Linked DNA regions of Homo sapiens: all the other regions are linked to region 1. The links are chromatin contacts, found by Hi-C or POLR2A ChIA-PET in ENCODE. All regions are on one chromosome and are shown on one strand. Each heading gives the region's core, a stretch centred on a gene start or an enhancer-like site at or near the end of the contact. The rest is flanking DNA. Distances are from core to core; before and after follow the strand shown.

Region 1 (2,633 bases), core at 56-2,555:
AGCCACCGCGCCCGACCAGAACATGGAAATTTAAAGAGAAAAAAATAAGTGACTTCTGATTTCAAAAACACAACCACCCACTTTTCTATTCTATTCCTGGTGAGCACATTCTGGAGACTCTGCGGCAACCATAGCCTCGGCCGCGGCGGAAGGCTCCGGGGCGGCCACACCTCAGGGGGCAGCCACACCTCAGGGGGCAGCGCGCACAGGCGGGTCAGGCTCTGATTCCCATCTCTCTCCGGTCTTCACTGGAAGGACCCACACTACATCACAAACTAATGGCTTTACAATTAACTTCTAAGTAGCTAAATTTAGTAATGGGCGCTCTAGTTTTAAAAAATATTATTCAGGCCGGGCGCGGTGGCTCACGCCTGTAATCCCAGCACTTTGGGAGGCCGAGGCTGGTGGATCACCTGAGGTTAGGAGTTCAAGACCAGCCTGGCCAAAAGGGTGAAAACCCGTCTCTGCAAAAATACAAAAAATTAGCCAGGCGTGGTGGCGGACGCCTGTAGTCCCCAGCTACTCGGGAGGCTGAGGCAGGAGAATCGCTTGAACCCGGGAAGCGGAGGTTGCAGTAAGGCGAGGTCGCGCCACTGGACTCCAGCCTGGGCAACAAGAGCGAAAGCGAAACTCTGTCTCAAAAAAAGAATATTATTCAAAAACTGATTTTCACATTTTTAAAAAAGACCCACTGAGGGAGGAAGACCGAATCCCACACATGCGCGCGCACAGCGGTTCCGAGTTCTGCAACCAACCTCCCACGGGCGCCGCGCCTTCTCCGCGTCACGTGACGGCCGTCTCCCGCACCTTCCATACTCTCAATGTAGGGAGAGGACGGGTTCCATCAGCAATTTAATAAAAACCATTGGTGAAGCAAAAAAAAAAAGCCTGCCAACCTCTTATAACGTTTTTTCTTTATTTTTCTCTTTTATGTGGACAGGAAGCCTTAGGTTGGCTATATTTACCCTCAAATCTCTTTTTAAAATGATTTTTAAGTTTCAGCATACTCCCGCGCTTAATGAAATGGTTTCCCCCAGCATCCCCAGCTGGTGCGGTCTGAACCATTCGGAACTTCCCAGAGGGGGGCACCGGAATAGGGGCGGTGGAAAAGGGTAATTGTCGGGCAGCGGCCCCTGCTTCCCAGTCAGACCTCGGAGTTGTAGGACTCGGACTGTGTTCCTGGGCTTGCGAGAGCTAGGGAGGCCCGGCTCTCCTCGCGGTGCAGGACGCGCTCGGACGGCTCCCGCACCCCCACCGCAGTGTTGGGTGGTGGTACGGCTCAGGGAGTCACGCGCCTGGGTGTCGGCGGGGCTGCGGGACCGCGAGTGAGTGTGGTCGCTCCTGGTTCTGCCAGCTCCCCTGAGAGCCTGAACCCGGGCTTGAGAGCCTCGCCACCCCGGGTGACATCCCTGCCGTGGGCTTGGGGGCTCTGGGTGTGATTCCGCCGGTCCGGGTCCCGCAGCGACCACCTACCCAGCGCAGTCAGGGGCGGGGCTGGGACCCAGAGCGGGACCCCGGCTGCCGAGTCCAGGTGTCCCGCGGGCCTCGATTTGGGGAGCAGGTAGGCGGGGGTCTGAGGGGTTGGCGGAGGGGCATGTCCGAGTTTTCGTTGGTCCCAGGTGGACGAGTAATGGGGGAGGGTTTAGGGCCAGAGTCCAGGGCGTCGCCGAGACCCTGAGATTTGAAGATAGGTTGGGGGCACGCCCATTAACCAAGTCTATGGGGATGAGGACTGTGATCTCATTTGATGTTGCCATGAAACGGGACTGTTTGCCTTCCCTTCTCCCAGGTTTTGTCTTCGCTCTGTTTGGAGGAGAGGGTGTGTGTCATCCTCTTCTCCCAGTTTGGCGTTCAGGAGGGTCCTCTGATGCGCTAATAGGGTAGCACCGTGTCCTCCAGGGAGGGTGGAAGACCGCGCTTCTCTCCAGTTGAGAGTACTGTCAGTCGCGTCCTTGTCTCCTGGAAAGAATGGATTGGCTTGTGGATTGAAGTCCAAGGTGTGGTCACTAGCAGTCTCTTCAAGTGGGGACACAGGGCAAGGAGGAGCTTGCTGGAAGTAGGTTCTGGCTCTCTAGCCTTTGGCCACAGCCAGTTTAGTGCCAGATTATCACCGTGGTCATCAAGTAATTGAGTAATAGTGGCAGGTGACACTGCGTTTGCCCTTCTAGTGTCCTATGTCAGGGAGCTCTGTGAATGGAAATCCAGGGAAACGGTGGAAATAGAGCCACAGTGAGAGTGGATCTGAACTGGCAGTCATCCCCTGCAGAACTTTTCACCCTGGGCTTGTTGGGATCCCAGCTGCTAACTTAATGAGGCTCCCCAGTGGGAGACTAGTTATAGAAGCTGTGTGTCCACTGCTGGTTAAGATCCGTTATAGTGCTTTGTTTATTTAGAGTGCCCTTACTTAGTGGCCTCTTTAATTCTCCACGGTGCTATGAGAACACCATAGGAAGTAGGGTTGAAATAGGGCCAGGGCGCACCACGGGTGGTGGTGAGGTCACTGTCCAGGTCTGGGACTCAGCCATTGTGGGAGGGGGACATGAACAGACACTCTACCACATCAGGGAATTTGAATACTGTCTTTGGATATGTTGATGAAGAGACTGTCAGCCAGGGCATTTCGGCTTCCTATG
Region 2 (2,633 bases), core at 55-2,554, 850 kb before region 1:
CAGGAGAATCGCTTGAACCTGGGAGGCAGAGGTTGCAGTGAGCCCAGATGGCACCACTGCACTCTAGCCTGGGTGACAGAACAAGACTGTCTCAAACAAACAAACAAAAAAGATTTACAGAAGGAATGAGTCATAGAGGGCCCTCAACTCCTTGGCCTTCAAACCTAAATGGAACCAAGGGAGGGCAGACACTGGGACCAGCTATCTAGTGTTGCTTGCTTCCTGCTCCCACAAGCCTGAATGGCTAGCCACTAGCCTGGCCAATTGCATCTCCCATTACTCTTCCATAACCCCCTTCTGATCTAGATTGTTCTCACTGTCCCATGAACATACCATGCTCACTCCCATGTCTTTGTCTCAGCAGTGGCCCCCACCTGGGATACCCTTCCAACAACCAGCTCAAGTCCCACTTTGTCCTGGTGTCATCGTTCTCTCCTCACCTCTCTTCTGTGAGCTCCTCCAGCCCTTACATTCTAAAGTCCAGATTTGAGGCTTCATTATGTATTATCTATGTTGGGGTGTTTACTTTAAATACTGAGTGCTCACCATGTGCCCAGTGCTTTGTAAAGGCCATCTAATTTAACTCAGCTGTGTACTAAGATGGAGCAGGGGAGTATTACCCCATTTACAGATGAGGACACTGAGACTCCAAGAAATGAAGTGACTTTCCAATGTTTTACAGAAGGTACGTGGTGGACCTGGGGCTCAAACCCAGGCCTTCCAGACTCCAGAGTCCTGATTCCCTTGCTCCAATGGGCTCTCAGCTGCTGGGTGAGGCTGTTCCTGAGAGGTCTCCTCTTGCACTTCCCAAAACAACAGAGTAGACCCAGGCCCCAGGCCCAGCCATCAGGAGACTGAGGTTTGAACCCCAGCTCCGCCTCTCTCTGGGTCAGATGCTTGCTCTGTGAGCTGGGACTACTCTACTCGGGCACACGGTCTGGGACTGACCAGATCTCTTGGGGTACGTTTGCAGTCAGACCTGGGCGTGAGACCCGCTCCCGCCTGGCCCTGCCTTGGGCGCGCAGGGCGGCCTCGGCACTTGTCTGGCAACTTCTCCGCGGCCTCGGATCTTGCCCCAGCATTACTGCTGGAGTTGTTCCCCCATTTTACAGACAGGAAAACTGAGGCAGGCAGAAAGGAAGGCCCCGCCCGGCCGGCCCTCACCCTTGTTCTTCTGTGTCCGAGCGATCTCCTTCTCGATCTCCGAGATCTTCTCTAAGATCCCCATGGTAGCAGCAGAGGTGGGCGCACAGACAGCGGTGGCGGCGGCACCGGCAATTCCGGTCTGACGGCGGCGACAGAGTAGCGTGCGCCCGGAAGCCAAAGAGAACAGCGTTCTCGTGGGCGCCTGGTGCTCCAGGATTCAGAGTCCGGGCGAGCCAAGTGCCAGACACTATCGGTTCCGCCCGCTGGGCCGGCCAGGCTGCGGACCTCTGGAAAGAGCCGGGGCGGGGCCGGGCCATGCTGTACTGGCCCACGGCTGCGGCTGGCAGGAGCAAGCAAGGAAGAGAGGGAATCTGCCCGTGTTGAACTCTGAACTGCGGGTCCCTGAGCGCAGCTGACTGGCAGTGTAAGGAAAAGGGGCTGAGCCGAAAGCCTAGTGGCTTTCATTTTATACTATAAATGGAGGTGTCCAATCTTTTGGCTTCTCTGGGCCACATTGGAAGAATTGTCTTGGGCCACACGTAAAATACACCAACACTAACGATAGCTGATGAGCTTAAAAAAAAATCGCCAAAAAAACCCTCAATGTTTTGGCCGGGCGCGGTGGCTCACGCCTGTAATCCCAGCACTTTGGAAGGCCGAGACGGGCGGATCACCTGAGGTTGGGAGTTCGAGACCAGCCTGACCAACATGGAGAAACCCATGTCTACTAAAAATACAAAATTAGCCGGGCGTGGTGGCGCGCGCCTATAATCCCAGCTACTGGGAAGGCTGAGGCAGGAGAATTGCTTGAACCCGGGAGGCGGAGGTTGCGGTGAGTGGAGATTGCGCGCCATTGCACTCCAGCCTGGGCAACAAGAGCGAAACTCCATCTCAAAAAACAAACAAACAAAAAACCTCAGTTTTTTTTTCTTTGTTTTAGTTTTGTTTTTTTGAGACGGAGTCTCACTTTGTCATCCAGGCTGTAGTTCAGTGGTGTGATCTTGGCTCACCGCAACCTCCGACTCCTGGGTTCAAGTGATTCTCCTGCCTCAGCCTCCCAAGTAGTTGGGATTACAGGCGCGTGCCACCACACTCGGCTAATTTTTGTATTTTTAGTAGAGACGAGGTTTCACCATGTTGGCCAGGCTGGTCACGAACTCCTGACCTCAAGTGATCTGCCTGCCTCAGCCTCACAAAGTGCTGGGATTACAGGCGTGAGCCGCTGTGCCCTGCCTAAATTTCATAATGTTTTAAGAAAGTTTACGAATTTGTGTTTGGCCACATTCAAAGTGGTCCTGGGCCACATGTGGCTGCAGACCTCAGGTGGGACAAGCTTGAAGAGGTTCAAAATGGATCCCCAAGATGCTGCCACTGCACTCCAGCATGGGCAACAGAGCGAGAACCTGTCTCAAGAAAAAAAAAGTGGATCCCCATACCACCTTTTTTTTTTTTTTTTTTTTTTTGAGACAGGGTCTCACTTGATCACC
Region 3 (2,633 bases), core at 96-2,595, 820 kb after region 1:
GATAAAAGTGCGATGACTGGGATGGGGCCAGTCACTCAACCCCTCGCCAAAGAAGGGGAGCTCTAAGAAGAAATAACTGGGAAAACCACTAGACTATCAAACCCTTCATTTTGCTGCCAAGACTACTAAGGCTTAGAAAGGGGGAGTGGCTTTCCCAAGGTCGCCAGTTGTTGGCAGAGCCGGATCTGACACCATGCGTCTACCATGACGTTCCTCTTCCGTTTTCAAAGCCTTTCAGGGTCTGTCTATATTTTCAGTCTGATTCAGCTCTGAAGGCATCGAATACTACCTTTGTGTGCCTCAGGGCCTCTGGGGGCTTCACGAAGGGAGGGAGGCCCCTAGCCTGTGGCCCAGGCTCTCTCCACCACGCTGCCTCAGGCCCTAGGCTGGCCTAGGAAGCTCAGCAAACAGCACAATCTCACCCTCACAGGAAAACTGAAACCACAGCCTCCATCACTTGGCAAGGGTGGGGCCTCGGTCAGGGTTGGGGAACCCTCATGGGCCCAGTGAGCAGGATCAGAAAGAAGAAGGAGTCAAAGAGTGGTAAGGAGACAGAAGGGTGGAGAAGGGGGCAGGGGGCAGGGGGCAGAGAGCAGAGAGGAGCGGCACCAGCAGAGGGAAGTGGAGAGGGTAGGCTGGGACCAGGCCCTGGGGACCCGGGTGGGGTATTTTCCCATGGAAACATGGGAGGTGGGGAGCTGCCTGGCTGCCTCAGTTTGCAGATGTGACCCACCACCCTTTCTACACACACTGGGGCAGAAGGGTGCTCTTTCCGTTTCATACCGTTTAGCCCATCTGTGTCCCCAACCAAACCCTGGCCCATTCCTCCAGCCCTAGACTCCCAAGCCCCAGCAGCAACAGTTGTCTGTCCAGCCCCCACCCCACCTCCTGGGACCCTCACCCACCCTGGCAGCAGAGGAAGGGGTGTGGAGGTCCAGGGAGAGGGTGCTGGAGCCCCACACAGACCCTGGCTCCAGGCTGTAGAAGCCAGGAGCCCACTAGGCCTTCCCCACCCCATCATTCACTGTCAGGCTTGGAGACCCGGCCCCCTCCAACGTCCCCAGCATTGCCCACCGACTTACCCCGCAGGCTGAGGCCAGGGCGTGGCGGCTGCTGGGATCCCGGAGCTTCTCAGTAGCAGGGGCTGCGGGAGGAAGTGAAGCCGGGAGGGGCTGCCGGCGCTGACAGCAGAGGAGCGGCGGAACCTCCCTCCCCAGCTCTGAGCACTAAGCTCCAGCAAGCAGGTTCTGGTCTCTCGGTCACCCTCAGCCCACCTGGCCAGCCGGCACGGTGGAGAACGGGAGCTTAACTCTCCCCTGTCAGGACAGGCTAGCCACCAGAGACTGACCATCTGGACACACCCTGCTGCGAATCAGGCTCCACCCCCACCCCTCCCCCTTCTAGCCACTAAGGTCTCAGGTGGGGGTGGGTGACACTCAGAGGCAGCCCTTGGATGCTGGGGACTTGCCACCCATGGAAGCTGCCATGGATGGGGGATTCTTCCCCAAGTCCACTGACAGCTATCTCCTCCCCTTCTCCACCACATGCCTTCCAAGCAGCCGTGTGGCCCATAAATGGGCCTGAGTTGACCCATGGCAGGGGAGAAAGCTGATGTGGACAGCCCCCAGGGAGAGGCTCAGCCCAGCAGATGCCCCTGGGAACACAGTCCCACCCACCCATCCACCCAGCAGTTGGGGGACTTTCCCACCTCCCAGGACCTTCTCCCAGCCTCCTGACCCCAGGACTCTGATGGCTAAAGTTCCCCTAAAGGTGCTCCAAGCACCAGCCAGCAGGTGGAGACAAGGAGGTGGGCACGCACTGCTAAAATCAGACCTCACCACCAACGGGGCCCTGGTCTGGACTCAGTCTTGGAGCTTGGGGACCCAACCACCACCGAAGTAGCCCTAGGAATCTCTCTCCCTCACTCCCAAAACCTGGCATCAGCTCTTCCTCCAAAATTTGTCTTTCTGAGTGGTCCAAGCCACTATCACTGCTCCCCTGGGCAACTGCAGCCACCTCCAAACTGGTCTCCCTGCTTCATTCTTGCCCCACACTCATAATCCATTTCTCCTTATAGCAACTGAAGTGACCTTTTAAAAATGGGAACCAGGGCCGGGCGCAGTGGCTCACACCTGTAATCCCAGCACTTTGGGAGGCCGAGGTGCATGGATCACTTGAGGTCAGGAGTTCAAGACCAGCCTGGCTAACATGGCAAAACCCCATCTCTACTAAAAATACAAATATTAGCTGGATATGGTGGTGGGCACCTGTAATCTCAGCTACTTGGGAGGCTGACGCAGGAGAATCGCTTGAACCTGGGAGGCGGAAGTTGCAGTGAGCTGAGATTGTGCCACTGCACACCAGCCTGGACAACAGAGCGAGACTCTGTGTCAAAAAAGAAAAAAAAAGAAAACCAGGTCACCTAACGCCTTGACTTAATCACAAAACCTCACCCATGGTGCTTGGAATAAAATGCAAACTCCATACCATGAGCCCTCAAAGTCCAGATGCCCTTCTCCATCGCTATCCGTCACTCATGGCAACCCTGTCATGCACATTACACTCTAGGCCTGCGCCATCCAATAAGATAGTCACTAGCCACAATGACTGTTTAGATTTAAATCAATTATAAT
Region 4 (2,633 bases), core at 59-2,558, 800 kb before region 1:
TATGGGGTGGGGAAGTCTGGATAGAGGCCAGGAAGACTGGGAAAAGACTGCAAATGGTCCCAGAGCAGGGGCAGGAGGCCTGGGGGTGGAGAAGCTGGAAGGAGCTGGGTGCCTGGACCATGAAGAGACAGAAGCAGTGAGTGGAACAGGGGACCCAGGAGGCAACATCCCAACAGACTGTGAGCAGCACTCAGGGAGTGAGTGCCTGGTCTTGAGGTGAGGCCAGGGCCTGACCAATCAGTTGCGGGTTAGGTGCTCCCCCGTCTGGGGGTCTGATGAAGCCCTCCTAAGGAGATCTCAGGAGGAGGAAGACCCCAAGGTCTGCGGATTCCTGGAACTGAGGAAGGGGCAGGAGGACATGTCTCAGGTCTGAGAGAATCTGACGTGGGCCCAGACATGGGGAGGGTCCCAAGTCTGGTGAAACCAATGGAGAGTTCTTCAGGGTCTGAAAAGGGCTGGTGGCAGTCCCTGATCTAGGGACGACAGGTCATGGGGAGGAAGGACCCAGGCCTTCTCCGAGTCATGAGGGGCTTCCGGATCCCAGACGGGCCGGTCACGGGCTTCAAGTCTGGGAGTGTTCGGGGTCCGCCAGGAGCCGGTCACGACGGGCTCTGGGTCCGAAGGGGCAGGTCAGGGCTGGGGCTCGGAGAGTGTGAGACACAGGCTGGGAAGGTCCCGGGTGGGAAGCGCCGGGTGCAGGAGGCCCCGGCGGCGAGGGCCTGTTCCGCGGCTGCGGGGTCGAGGAGCCGAAGCGGGCACGGCCCGTGAGCGCCGCGAGGAGGCCCTCGGGCCCCGGCCCGGCCCGGCGCTCACCTGCAGCACCACCTCTACGTCGTACGAGTTCCCCTTGCTCTTCTGGTGGCCGCGGAACTTGGAGCCGCTGTAGAGCAGGCTGGTGGCCACGCCGGGCTGCTGGGTGTTGATGGGCGGCGGCGGGATGAGTGAGGCCGCGGAGGCAGCGGAGGCACCGGCCGGCGGGGGACACTCGGTGCGGACCGGCATCGCGGGGTCCCCCGGAGCCAGGGCTGGGGGGAGTGGGAGAGGAACCGCCGCCGCCGCGCGGGAGCCGAGGAGGGTGGCGGGGAGGGAGAGGCCGGGGCGCGCACGCGCGGGGTGGGGGCGGGAGGGGCGACCACCCGCCCGCTGCCTGCGGAGCAAGCGCTCCGGCCGCCACCGGGACCCAGGGACCTGCGAGCAGGGCCTCCCAGTCCTGAGCTGGGTCCCCCTCCCGACTTGCCCTCGCGCACACATACACACACACAGACACTCACAGACACACAACACACAAACACACACAGACACACACACACCCCGCCCCTTCCGATTGGCTCAGGCGAGCCTGGGGGGCGGGAGCAGGCTCAGGCGGCGCTTCCGCCCATTGGCGGGAGGAGAAAACACGTGGCGCGGTGCGCGAGCGGCCCGCTGGGACTTGTAGTCTCCTCGCCGAGGCGCGGCGTGGAGGGGGCGGGGCGAGGTGCGTTTGTGATGCTGATTGACTGGGGGTGTGCGCAGGAGGCGCGCGGCGGCGACGGCGCGCCGTAGGTGTCATGCGGAAGATGGCGGCGTCCAAGGGAGGTTGAGGGCTCTGAGGAGGCGTTGAGAGGTTTCCGTACAGCCCGACCGTGCGGCTTTGGGGATCCCATCGCTCTGTGTTTCCTGCTCCAGGTTTCGCGTCTCGCATCTTCCCAGACCCTCGGGCGCGATGTGGAGGAGCTGCCTCCGGCTGCGGGACGGGGGACGCCGTCTCCTGAATCGGCCGGCGGGTGGCCCCAGCGCTTCTATGAGTCCGGGGCCAACCATCCCGTCTCCAGCCCGGGCTTACGCCCCGCCGACAGGTAAGACCATGACATGTTCTTTTGGGTTGGGGCCGAGCTGGGGTAAGGTGGGCTTCGGGCTTCGGCTGTGCAAAGCGAAGTAACTGAGGCAGGGTTCAGGCTCATGAGGTTATGCAGGCCAGTCAGGTCTTTTTACAGATGAGAAAGTGAAGCCCAGACAAGGGCAGACGACCCGAGAGGGAACAGCGAGTCACGCACGATACAGTAATTGATATTTGGCCTGTGCAGGTTTTCTCAAAGCTTATGGCTGCCCTCCCTTTAATAAGGAAAGCAGGTGTCATCTTTGTTTTCAAAAGGGGAAGTTTGGGCTCTGAATCAGGACTTCGTCTGGGTTACAGGCAGACTCTCTCAGAGGTTTGTGGTGTCTGTCTGACTGTTTTCCGTGTCTCCACTGCCCAACACAAGACCTGCCCAGAAGGGACCTAGAACCTGGGCCTTCATTCCTCCATCCCGGGCACTTCTGCTGCAGGTTTCCTGACTTTCCCTCCTACCACAACCTCTGCCATCTGCAGCCTTCTCTCCTAAATAGAAATTGACACCTCCACCTCTGACTGTGGAGTCACCTCCACCTCCAACTCTGATGAAGCTTAGAAGTAGTGGCTCTTTCATTGCTGATGGTGAGTGGTGTCAGGGTAAGAGTGAGAATGACTCATTTCAGTGAATGAAGAGCAGTAACACCCTCCCACCATTCAATTAGTTTTATTGTGCTGGAGGCAGGAGGCACGGTTGTCTTTAAGACCCACCTGTATGTATTGGTAGAGAAGCTCAATTAAAGAAGAAAAAGGCCCACCTGAATGA
Region 5 (2,633 bases), core at 91-2,590, 800 kb after region 1:
AATCCAATTGCCAATATTCGACCTGACAGCTAGGCGTGGTCAGCCACTAGCCTCCCCATAGAGCAAGGCTTACCTCATGGCAGGCTCCTGGCTCCAATACTCAGCTGCCAAACATGATGCTGATTCTTCACGAATTTGCAACCTAGGTGAATATAGCAATTAGGTCACCGTTCAAACAAGTTTACTCCTGGGAACCAGCAAGTGGTGAAGACTTGACTGCAATCAGACAGGAGTAGTCTTCGTCAGTTATCGCTTCTGACGGCACTTCCTATTAGTGATTTCATCAGAGCAGTCAAGCACCTCACAACCCTCCAGTACTGTTCCAACCGCAGATCTAGACCCTACCTGAAACTTAAGCTAACCCTGCTACTGGAGACATTTCTTAACGAAGGAGTTTGTTTCTGCATTATCAGTTTGCTTTAAATGCAGTTCTAGGTTAGGACTGTGGCTGAAGCAGCCATCTCCAGTTTCTATTTAAGTTCCACCCTATGCAATGACATGATAACGTTACCCTAAAGTGTATAAAACACCTAAACGTAGAAAACTGTCAAAACGCCAATTTCCGTGCATTCAAGTGACAAAACTACGTTCCATGTTAAACCCTACACCAGAGAGCCTCTCACCTCGTGGCTACCCCGTCTTCAGCACTCTGCAGTGGGTACGCAATCTTAAAGAGGGAGTAAGGACAGGAATTCAGGGCAGGGCTCTGGCAGTTACGGTCAACTAAGTTGTAGAGGTTTCAGCGACTGCGGTCAGATAGACATTAGACGTCGTCAGTTATCGCTTCTGACGGCACTTCCTATTACAAGTATCATCAGGACAGTCGAATAAGTCTTCCAGTAATACTGTTACAATCTTACCGACGTACACCGCCCTCGGGGTACCCCAAACTGCAAGCCGACCCCAACTTACCCAGTTCTCTCGGGTTTGCACACCCCCACTGTGGGCCGGGGAACCGGGTCCCGGCCTTCGCAGACTCCAGGCTCTGGCAGATGTGGCCCTACCACAAAAGAGTGATCCATGAGCCTCAGCCACGGCAGCCGGATTCGGCCCCGCGCTGCCCTGCCAGGCTGTCCAATACCGGGCCGCAGCGCCCGCCGCGAAAGCCACGCGGGCGCAGGAGCCGGGGAGCCACGCCATCTCAACAGCTGCCCTCCGCCCTCTAGACAGGCTTCCCGGGAACATCTCCCCAGAGACCACAGAAGCTCGAGCTCTTTATTTGCTCTTGCCCCCCAGCTACTACTCCCAGATTCCTAGAGAGCCTACCTCCATAACAACGGGAATGAAAAGGTCACACCTTATGTGCGCCAGGCCCTTAAGGAGTCGGAATATCCCAATCCTCACAAAAGGAGGGGGACGCTGGCAAAGACTCATGGGAACTTTCCGCCAAGTAACGATTTAGACCGGCGCGCTACCCAGGACTCCCCCTCCTGTTGAGTCTATGGTCTCTTCCACAGCCCCGGGAATTCTGGGTCACAACACGCGCGGGGAGTTCCAGGGCGCCTGCGCGAGGGCTGGATCGCGCGTTTGGGCCCCACCTCCGCCACTCCTTAGCTGGGTGGTCTTGGGCCAATTACTCATTCTCTTTAAGCTTCCGATTGGTCCTCTAGTAAACGGAGACACCAGCGCCCCAGAAGATCACGTGAGATGACACACGTGAAAGCCTGTAGAGCTGTGGCACAAGGCAGCCATTCATCCTAGTAGCTCCTCCTGAATCTATTGAGCGTTGCCAAATACTCTCCCCACAGCTATTTCACCACATCCACGGGGCTTCTCAAACCCCTGCGCACTGGTCACCCTCATTACTCCTTTAGCACGACCTTTAGGGAACGAGCTGACGTCTTATCTAGATCCACGTCCATCCTCTGCTCGCCTCTGGGGTAAAGCTCTGCCCACCTCCTTTCCTCTCCTCATTCCTTGGGGCCTCCTCCACCTATGCCCCTGCCTCACCTTCCATGGAAAACTCTCTCTACTGTGGCTTTCCTTTCAGCCTATGAACATGCTCAGCTCTCTCCTTGAAAAAGAATCCATGCAACCACGTTTTGCACACACACGTTATACCAAGGGAAAGAAATTCATTTTGACTGCAAAAAACTGGGAAGACAATCATAAGACCTTTTGAGCTGGCCTCAGAAATAAGTGTAGGGTTTTTGTTGTTGTTGTTGTTGTTGCTCGTTTTTGTGTTTTTTTGAGACGGAATTTCGCTCCTGTTGCCCAGGCTGGACTGCAATGGCGCGATCTCCGCTCACCGCAACCTCTGCCTCCCGGGTTCAAGCGATTCTTCTGCCTCAGCCTCCCGAGTAGCTGGGATTACAGGCATGCGCCACCACGCCCGGCTAATTTTGTATTTTTAGTAGAGACGGGGTTTCTCCATGTTGGTCAGGCTGGTTTCGAACTCCTGAACTCAGGTGATCCGCCCGCCTGGGCCTCCCAGAGTGCTGGGATTACAGGCGCCCGGCAAGTGTAGGGTTTTATTTTATTATTATACTTTAAGTTCTAGGGTACATGTGCACAACGTGCAGGTTTGTTACATATGTATACATGTGCCATGTTGGTATGCTGCACCCATTAACTCATCATTTACATTAGGTATATCTCCTAATGCTATCCCTCCCCCCACCCCCAAGTGTAGG
Region 6 (2,633 bases), core at 37-2,536, 580 kb after region 1:
CTAAATATTGTGTTAAACATTTTTTTTTAATAGTTTAACGAAATGTGTATGTTTCTCTAAACTTTCCTGGTGGCTTATTTTACATTCTGTTGTTTGTTGATAATGTTTTTAATTCCATCTATCATGTCCTTAAACATTTTAAATGTAATAATTTTAAATTTTTAATCAAATGAGCTCTGCCTCTGAAGTTTTGGGGGATATATTTCTGCCGTTTATTGTTTGTGCTGATTTTCAGTCACAGTGTCTTATTTTATTATTTGTTTTGTAATGTTTAAGTTTTGGACTTCTGTTTGGCTCATCTTCATCTGTGGGGAATGTGAGGGAACTGGGATCTCCAAAAGACATTTGCTTAGTTTCTAATTTCAGAGTGTATTGAATAAATATTTTGAGTAATCTTTTTCACTGGAAATTTCGTTTTATTCCAGTCCTCCTGTGAATATCCTGTTGTTTTGATTACTCTTCAATGCCACTCTCCTTAGAAGATGTACCTCATTCCGTGTGCATTTCGATATGTGGAAGTGTGTTGGGAGGTGGGGTCCCAAATTATTCATTCATTCTTCCTTCGTTTCATTCAGTATGCAAGCAGTCTCCTAAGTAGGCACTCTGAGTGATAAACTCCATGAGATGTAGTTTCTATCCTCAAAAAATACCGCCTTTGGTAGGGATAAAGTAAATAGACCTTAATATAGCTCTTGGACGAGCAGCCCTTGAATAAGTGGTCAAATAAATTTGTTGCAAATAAATACTTTCAGTCATTGTGTTTTAAGAATTATCATTTGTATGCATTGAGGAGAACTTCTACAGCTATTTGTCTTCAGAAAGGTTTTTTCTTTGTATTTCGAAGAATTTTGGCCTTAAAATTTCCAGCTTATTTTCAGACATTCATATCCATTCTACTTAATTGGCATTATAGTCATCAATTGTTGTCTCTTCCAACTCTGAGGGAATTGTCATAAAGGGAATTGTTCAGAAATATGTGTTTCCAAGCACTTGTTCACATATTTGTCTGGATCACATCTATCTGTTCTCTCGACGGCTTTCTTTAGTCGCACCTAAATGTTCCAAGACAAGGGTTGTGTCATTATTTGTATCTCTAGTGCTATTGCTTTTGACACATAGTCAAGGCTTCTCAACAGAAGTGTATCCAATTGGAATTTTTTCTCACCCTCGAAGAGCCAATTCCTTCACTAACGCAGACAAAAGGGGCGGGGGGCTCAGGCGCTGAGGATTCTGGGCACTGTAGTTCCGACGCTCCGGCTGCGCAGGCGCAATGCCCTGCCTGGAGGCCGGCACCGCCGAGCCGCCGCCATTGCTGGAAGCGTTCCCGCCCTGCTCTGCGAGTTCCCTCAGTTGTCCTCAGTTCGGCCGCCAGGTACTCGTTGTCCCGGGCGCCTGGCCTCGGTTGCCCGCCGCCCCTCCCTTGGCGCTTGGCTCCCGGCGGCGTCCGGGGCGTGGCCGTTCCCTCTAGAGCCCCTGTCCCTGAGCGGACCCGCCCACTCCTGAGAGGCGATTGGGGCTGGGCCTCCTTCCCGAGTGTGGGTTCAGTCTCCAGCTGGCCTCCCTCACAGGTAGGGCCGCGTGCCCTATGCGGCCTCCTAGTCCGGGTCCAAACCCGGGAACCCCCTCCCTGCGGGCCTGGCGGCGCTGGGGTTAAAAAGAGCCGGGCGCAGGGCGCAGGGAGTCGAGTAGGGCGGGCGGGCCCCTGACCCGACTTTCCCGGTCTTCCCAGCCCCGCGCCTTGCAGGCCCTGAGGAGGGCATACCCGAAGTGGGTAGAGGAGAGCAGTTAGGGAAAGAAGGCGAGGTTGGCAGGAGCATATCCGCTCTGGCTTCTGAACTGGCAGGGATGGAACTAGGTTCCACATCGGGGGACCTGCGCTACTCAGTAACCGAGGCAGCTTTTCCTGAAATGTCACATTTCAAATACTGTAATCACCTTTTAATCACTTGTCACTCCCTGACATGACAATGGTATTATTGCATTGGTTGGGAAATGCTGGACTGGTACATGGCGCTGAGATTCTCAGCAAAAACATGGACCCTTCATTATTTCTAAATAACTGCACTGGCCAAGGAAGCAAAACAAGTAAAGTTTCTCCTTAAGTCTCTGGATACGTTTGCAATAGTTGGAAAGACAGAGCTTGTAAATAGGGAAATTATAACTGGGGAATAGTGGCCTAGATATCTTCTGCATAATGACAAAGGGGACAGTAGAAACATATAAGGTGGCTACTGTCATGTACTAATAGCTGATTCGTTGTGCTCAAGTGACTTGCCTGTGGTCACAGTTTTACGGTAGCCAAAGCAGGGTTAGAACCTGGGGATGTGGCCAGCCACTCTGGGATTTTATTCCTATTCCACACTCCTATGTATAGGTAGATACTTCTTCTTGTCTGCTTGGAGAGTACAGAAAAGCAGAAAGAAGGGTAAACATCACAGCCCCAGGTCTCAGAGGTCTCAGTAGAGTTTTGGGTTACTCAGTCTTTTTTTCTATGCATTACATTTGCACAATTGAGATCAAGCTGAATATATTAAATGTTAAATATTGTTTATTCTAATTATAAAATAAAACAAGGGATTTATTGTAGTTTGGTTGTTAAACATATGTTACGAGCATAATCTACATAATCTACA
Region 7 (2,633 bases), core at 70-2,569, 520 kb before region 1:
TATTTCAAAGGAGTTTCCAAAAATAAAAAAATTCATTCATGCCAGGTGCAGTGCTCACACCTGTAATCCCAGCACTTTGGGAGGCAGAGGCAGGTGGATCACCTGAGGTCAGGAGGTCCAGACCAGCCTGACCAACATGGAGAAACCCTGTCTCTAATAAAAATACAAAATTAGCCAGGCATGGTGGCAGGCACCTGTAATCCCAGCAACCTGGGAGGCTGAGGCAGGAGAATCACTTGAACCTGGGAGGCAGAGGTTGCGGTGAGCCGAGATCACACCATTGCACTCCAGCCTGGGCAACAAGAGCAAAACTCTGTCTCCAAAAAAAAAAAAAAAATTCATTCACTCCTGCTGTGGCCAGGCACCCCCGTGCCAGGTCCCATGATGGATGCTTAAGTTTCGCAGGCTCCAGAACTCCTGTCCCAGGGGAACAGGGACACAGGCAGTCCCAACAGGCCCTGCAATAACCAACCAGACCCCACATGGAGGCTGGCCAGGCCCTCCTGGCTTTCCATGGTGGCTAGGGCTCACGTAAGGACTGGGTGCACCGAGGGCCGCACTGGGGACACTGGTCCCTGGTGAGCTGCAAAGAGCGGCCAGCTGGATTTATCACTAAAGGGAGAGGGTTGGGGATAGGGAAGGGTGATGTGTGCAGAGGGTACAGCCCTGCCCAAGCTGTGAGGCACGGCAGGCCTTGGGGTGAAGAGAAGGCGGGCTTGACAGGGTGTAGGCCGGGTCTGAGGGATGCTGGGTGCCAGGGGAGGAGCTGGGCTTTGTCAGAGAGCCCTGGGGCGACCCAGCCAAATCTGAGGGTCAGGATGACATGACCCCATGGGAGAAAGCATGGCTGGGCCCAGGATAGGATAAGCAGGGAAGGATCTGGGGGGACGCACCCCTGCTGGCTAGGACACTGACTGATGGAGGAGGACATGCTCCTTGGAGGGACTAAGGGTCTCTGCTGGAGAAATGCCCCCAAACAAAGAGCTCTCTCCTGAGTCTACCACCCTCTGCCCTCCCTGGGCTCCAATGTCCAGGCCCCCTGCCCTTCAGTCAGGCCCAGCTGGGGCAAGTTGGTGAGGGTGACCCCAAGGTCGTGGCAAACAGGGAATGCCAACTCACCCTGCCAAGTGGTTCCAGTGCCCAGTGCTCTCCCTGCCCTCCTAACTCTAGGCCTACACCTCTCCTTTCTGCATCACTCCCGCCCCATCCACCCAGGGAGCAAAGCTGCCAGAAGCTAGAGCCCACTTAATCAGCCACTCAGCATTCCATAGAGCTGTATTACACACCATGCGCTGGGCCCTGTGTGGAGGGCTCACAGTCCAGCACTGGGGTGCTGCCAGGCTCTTGGGGTGACAGTGTGTAAACAGGCCTGCTAAACCAGGGTGGCAGCACCGTGACAGGAAGGCTCAGGCTGTGGGAGCTCAGAGGAGCCCTCTAAACAGTCCAAACGTCAGGCAAAGCCTTCAGGGGGAGGCATGGTGTGAATGTTGTGGGGGTACAGCTATGGCTATTTCCTCTCCTCTCCTGACCTCCCCGCTGTCGCACTCCAAAGCCTGTGTTCATAAAGCCGCTCCAGACAGGTGGGCCTTCTCTAATCCAAATTACCAGCCCTCTCAGAGCCTCAGTTTTCCTGATCTATAAAATGGACCCAATGAATGTAGACTGGGAAAGTGCTTACCAAGCACCTACTATGTAGTTACTCCTCTCTCCCACCCTCTGTGCAGAGACGGGCCTTGCACCCTTGCCCTATCTTCCTAACCCAAGTTGAGGCCTGGTGGCAGCCCCCCAACCACTGCCCAAAAACGCTTAGGGCTCTGGAGTACCAGGAACTGAACACTAGTAGGTACAGGCTGTCGGATATTATTTGTTATGGCTTTAATAACAGTTTACAGAGGGCCGGTTTCCCATGGCTAAGGCACATAATTTCTGTAACTTTACTAGTGCCACTAACTTGAGTTGTCATGGGAGGCAGGAGGGGAATTAAAGATCAGGTTAGGGAGGCTGGGCGCAGTGGCTCATGCCTATAATCCCAGCACTTTGGGAGGCCGAGGCAGGCGGATCACCCGAAGTCGGGAGATAGAGACCAGCCTGACCAACATGGAGAAACCCCGTCTCTACTAAAAATACAAAATTAGCCAGGTGTGGTGGCGCATGCCTGTAATCCCAGCTACTCGGGAGGCTGAGGCAGGAGAGTTGCTTGAACCCGGGGGGCTGAGGCAGGAGAACTGCTTGAACCCAGGAGGCGGAGGTTGCGGTGAGCCGAGATCGCGCCATTGCACTCTAGCCTGGGCAGCAAGAGCGAAACTCTGTCTCAAAAAAAAAAAAAAAAAAAAAAAAAAAAAAGATTGGGTTAGGCGAATGGCATAAAATGCCTTTGTACAAAACAGGAAGACACCCCAGGTGCCAGGCTGCACAGCTGGCCAGTGGCTCGATTTCTTCCAGGGATCCTTGTACAATGTACAACTTGTACAACCATACACTTTGGCCCTAGGTTCAGGTGAGTGTCAGCATGGAGGCCTTTCCCCAAATAGGTCTCCCCTGCTTTACAGACCACCCAGCCCAGGTATGAGACCTTGAGATCCAATGCAAAGTTGAAGTGTGTGTGGACAAGCACATTTTTCTGAAGAGGGTCT

What was found. Hi-C counts contacts between places; a loop is a spot of excess contacts on that map. ChIA-PET counts read pairs that join two places held with the same protein, here RNA polymerase II (POLR2A). Pooled maps may share reads with other maps.
Region 2: a loop to region 1 is called in a pooled map, with 9 times the contacts of the local background. The contact joins the promoter of DRG2 here to the promoter of FLCN in region 1. A Hi-C loop is called at or near these places in 7 of 50 pooled maps.
Region 3: a loop to region 1 is called in a pooled map, with 7 times the contacts of the local background. The contact joins the promoter of TRPV2 here to the promoter of FLCN in region 1. A Hi-C loop is called at or near these places in 1 of 37 single-sample maps with no recorded cell type and 3 of 50 pooled maps. POLR2A ChIA-PET finds 5 or more read pairs at or near these places in 2 of 52 experiments (AG04450 and GM10248).
Region 4: a loop to region 1 is called in a pooled map, with 9 times the contacts of the local background. The contact joins the promoter of GID4 here to the promoter of FLCN in region 1. A Hi-C loop is called at or near these places in 8 of 50 pooled maps.
Region 5: a pooled map shows a loop between it and region 1 (14-fold over the local background). The contact joins the promoter of SNHG29 here to the promoter of FLCN in region 1. A Hi-C loop is called at or near these places in 2 of 37 single-sample maps with no recorded cell type and 7 of 50 pooled maps. POLR2A ChIA-PET finds 5 or more read pairs at or near these places in 3 of 52 experiments (A549, AG04450 and OCI-LY7).
Region 6: a loop to region 1 is called in a map of OCI-LY7, with 9 times the contacts of the local background. The contact joins the promoter of ZNF624 here to the promoter of FLCN in region 1. A Hi-C loop is called at or near these places in 1 of 168 maps with a recorded cell type or tissue (OCI-LY7) and 7 of 50 pooled maps.
Region 7: a loop to region 1 is called in a pooled map, with 11 times the contacts of the local background. The contact joins the enhancer-like site here to the promoter of FLCN in region 1. A Hi-C loop is called at or near these places in 1 of 168 maps with a recorded cell type or tissue (B cell) and 7 of 50 pooled maps. POLR2A ChIA-PET finds 5 or more read pairs at or near these places in 1 of 52 experiments (activated naive CD4-positive, alpha-beta T cell).

The regions. Positions count from the first base shown.
Region 1 is chr17:17,235,840-17,238,472 of GRCh38, reverse strand. It overlaps FLCN (folliculin), which reads left to right and starts at 1,305. Exons shown (of 14, transcript NM_144997.7): 1 at 1,305-1,561. RefSeq lists a silencer at 359-544 and an enhancer at 979-1,088.
Region 2 is chr17:18,086,619-18,089,251 of GRCh38, reverse strand. It overlaps DRG2 (developmentally regulated GTP binding protein 2), which reads right to left and starts at 1,304. Exons shown (of 13, transcript NM_001388.5): 1 at 1,165-1,304. The coding sequence starts at 1,228. RefSeq lists enhancers at 420-919, 877-926, 977-1,296, 920-1,421, 1,487-1,646.
Region 3 is chr17:16,414,283-16,416,915 of GRCh38, reverse strand. It overlaps TRPV2 (transient receptor potential cation channel subfamily V member 2), which reads right to left and starts at 1,345. Exons shown (of 15, transcript NM_016113.5): 1 at 1,083-1,345. RefSeq lists enhancers at 65-114, 375-444, 1,395-1,514 and a silencer at 555-674.
Region 4 is chr17:18,038,083-18,040,715 of GRCh38, reverse strand. It overlaps GID4 (GID complex subunit 4 homolog), which reads right to left and starts at 1,308. Exons shown (of 6, transcript NM_024052.5): 1 at 814-1,308. The coding sequence starts at 1,251. It overlaps ATPAF2 (ATP synthase mitochondrial F1 complex assembly factor 2), which reads left to right and starts at 1,548. Exons shown (of 8, transcript NM_145691.4): 1 at 1,548-1,835. The coding sequence starts at 1,703. RefSeq lists enhancers at 300-359, 1,510-1,619, 1,760-1,809, 1,820-1,889 and silencers at 710-1,299, 1,310-1,399.
Region 5 is chr17:16,437,694-16,440,326 of GRCh38, reverse strand. It overlaps SNHG29 (small nucleolar RNA host gene 29), which reads right to left and starts at 1,340. Exons shown (of 4, transcript NR_045025.1): 1 at 1,267-1,340; 2 at 74-142. SNORD49B (small nucleolar RNA, C/D box 49B) reads right to left here and starts at 818; the gene lies at 771-818. It overlaps SNORD49A (small nucleolar RNA, C/D box 49A), which reads right to left and starts at 291; the gene lies at 221-291. RefSeq lists enhancers at 135-1,036, 1,342-1,671, 1,732-1,921, 1,037-1,936, 1,937-2,633.
Region 6 is chr17:16,652,503-16,655,135 of GRCh38, reverse strand. ZNF624 (zinc finger protein 624) reads left to right here and starts at 1,286. Exons shown (of 6, transcript NM_020787.4): 1 at 1,286-1,372. LOC124903934 (a long non-coding RNA gene) reads right to left here and starts at 1,244. Exons shown (of 4, transcript XR_007065639.1): 1 at 1,166-1,244; 2 at 1-1,052. RefSeq lists a silencer at 1,377-1,576 and an enhancer at 1,532-2,042.
Region 7 is chr17:17,753,902-17,756,534 of GRCh38, reverse strand. The region is part of intron 2 of RAI1 (retinoic acid induced 1); the gene reads right to left. Among named protein-coding and RNA genes, the nearest start is that of RAI1-AS1, 11 kb to the left of the region's middle. Within about 2 kb of position 1,319, at least 6 of the 41 ENCODE cell types and tissues checked have a DNase peak (open chromatin) inside an H3K27ac peak, as active enhancers do.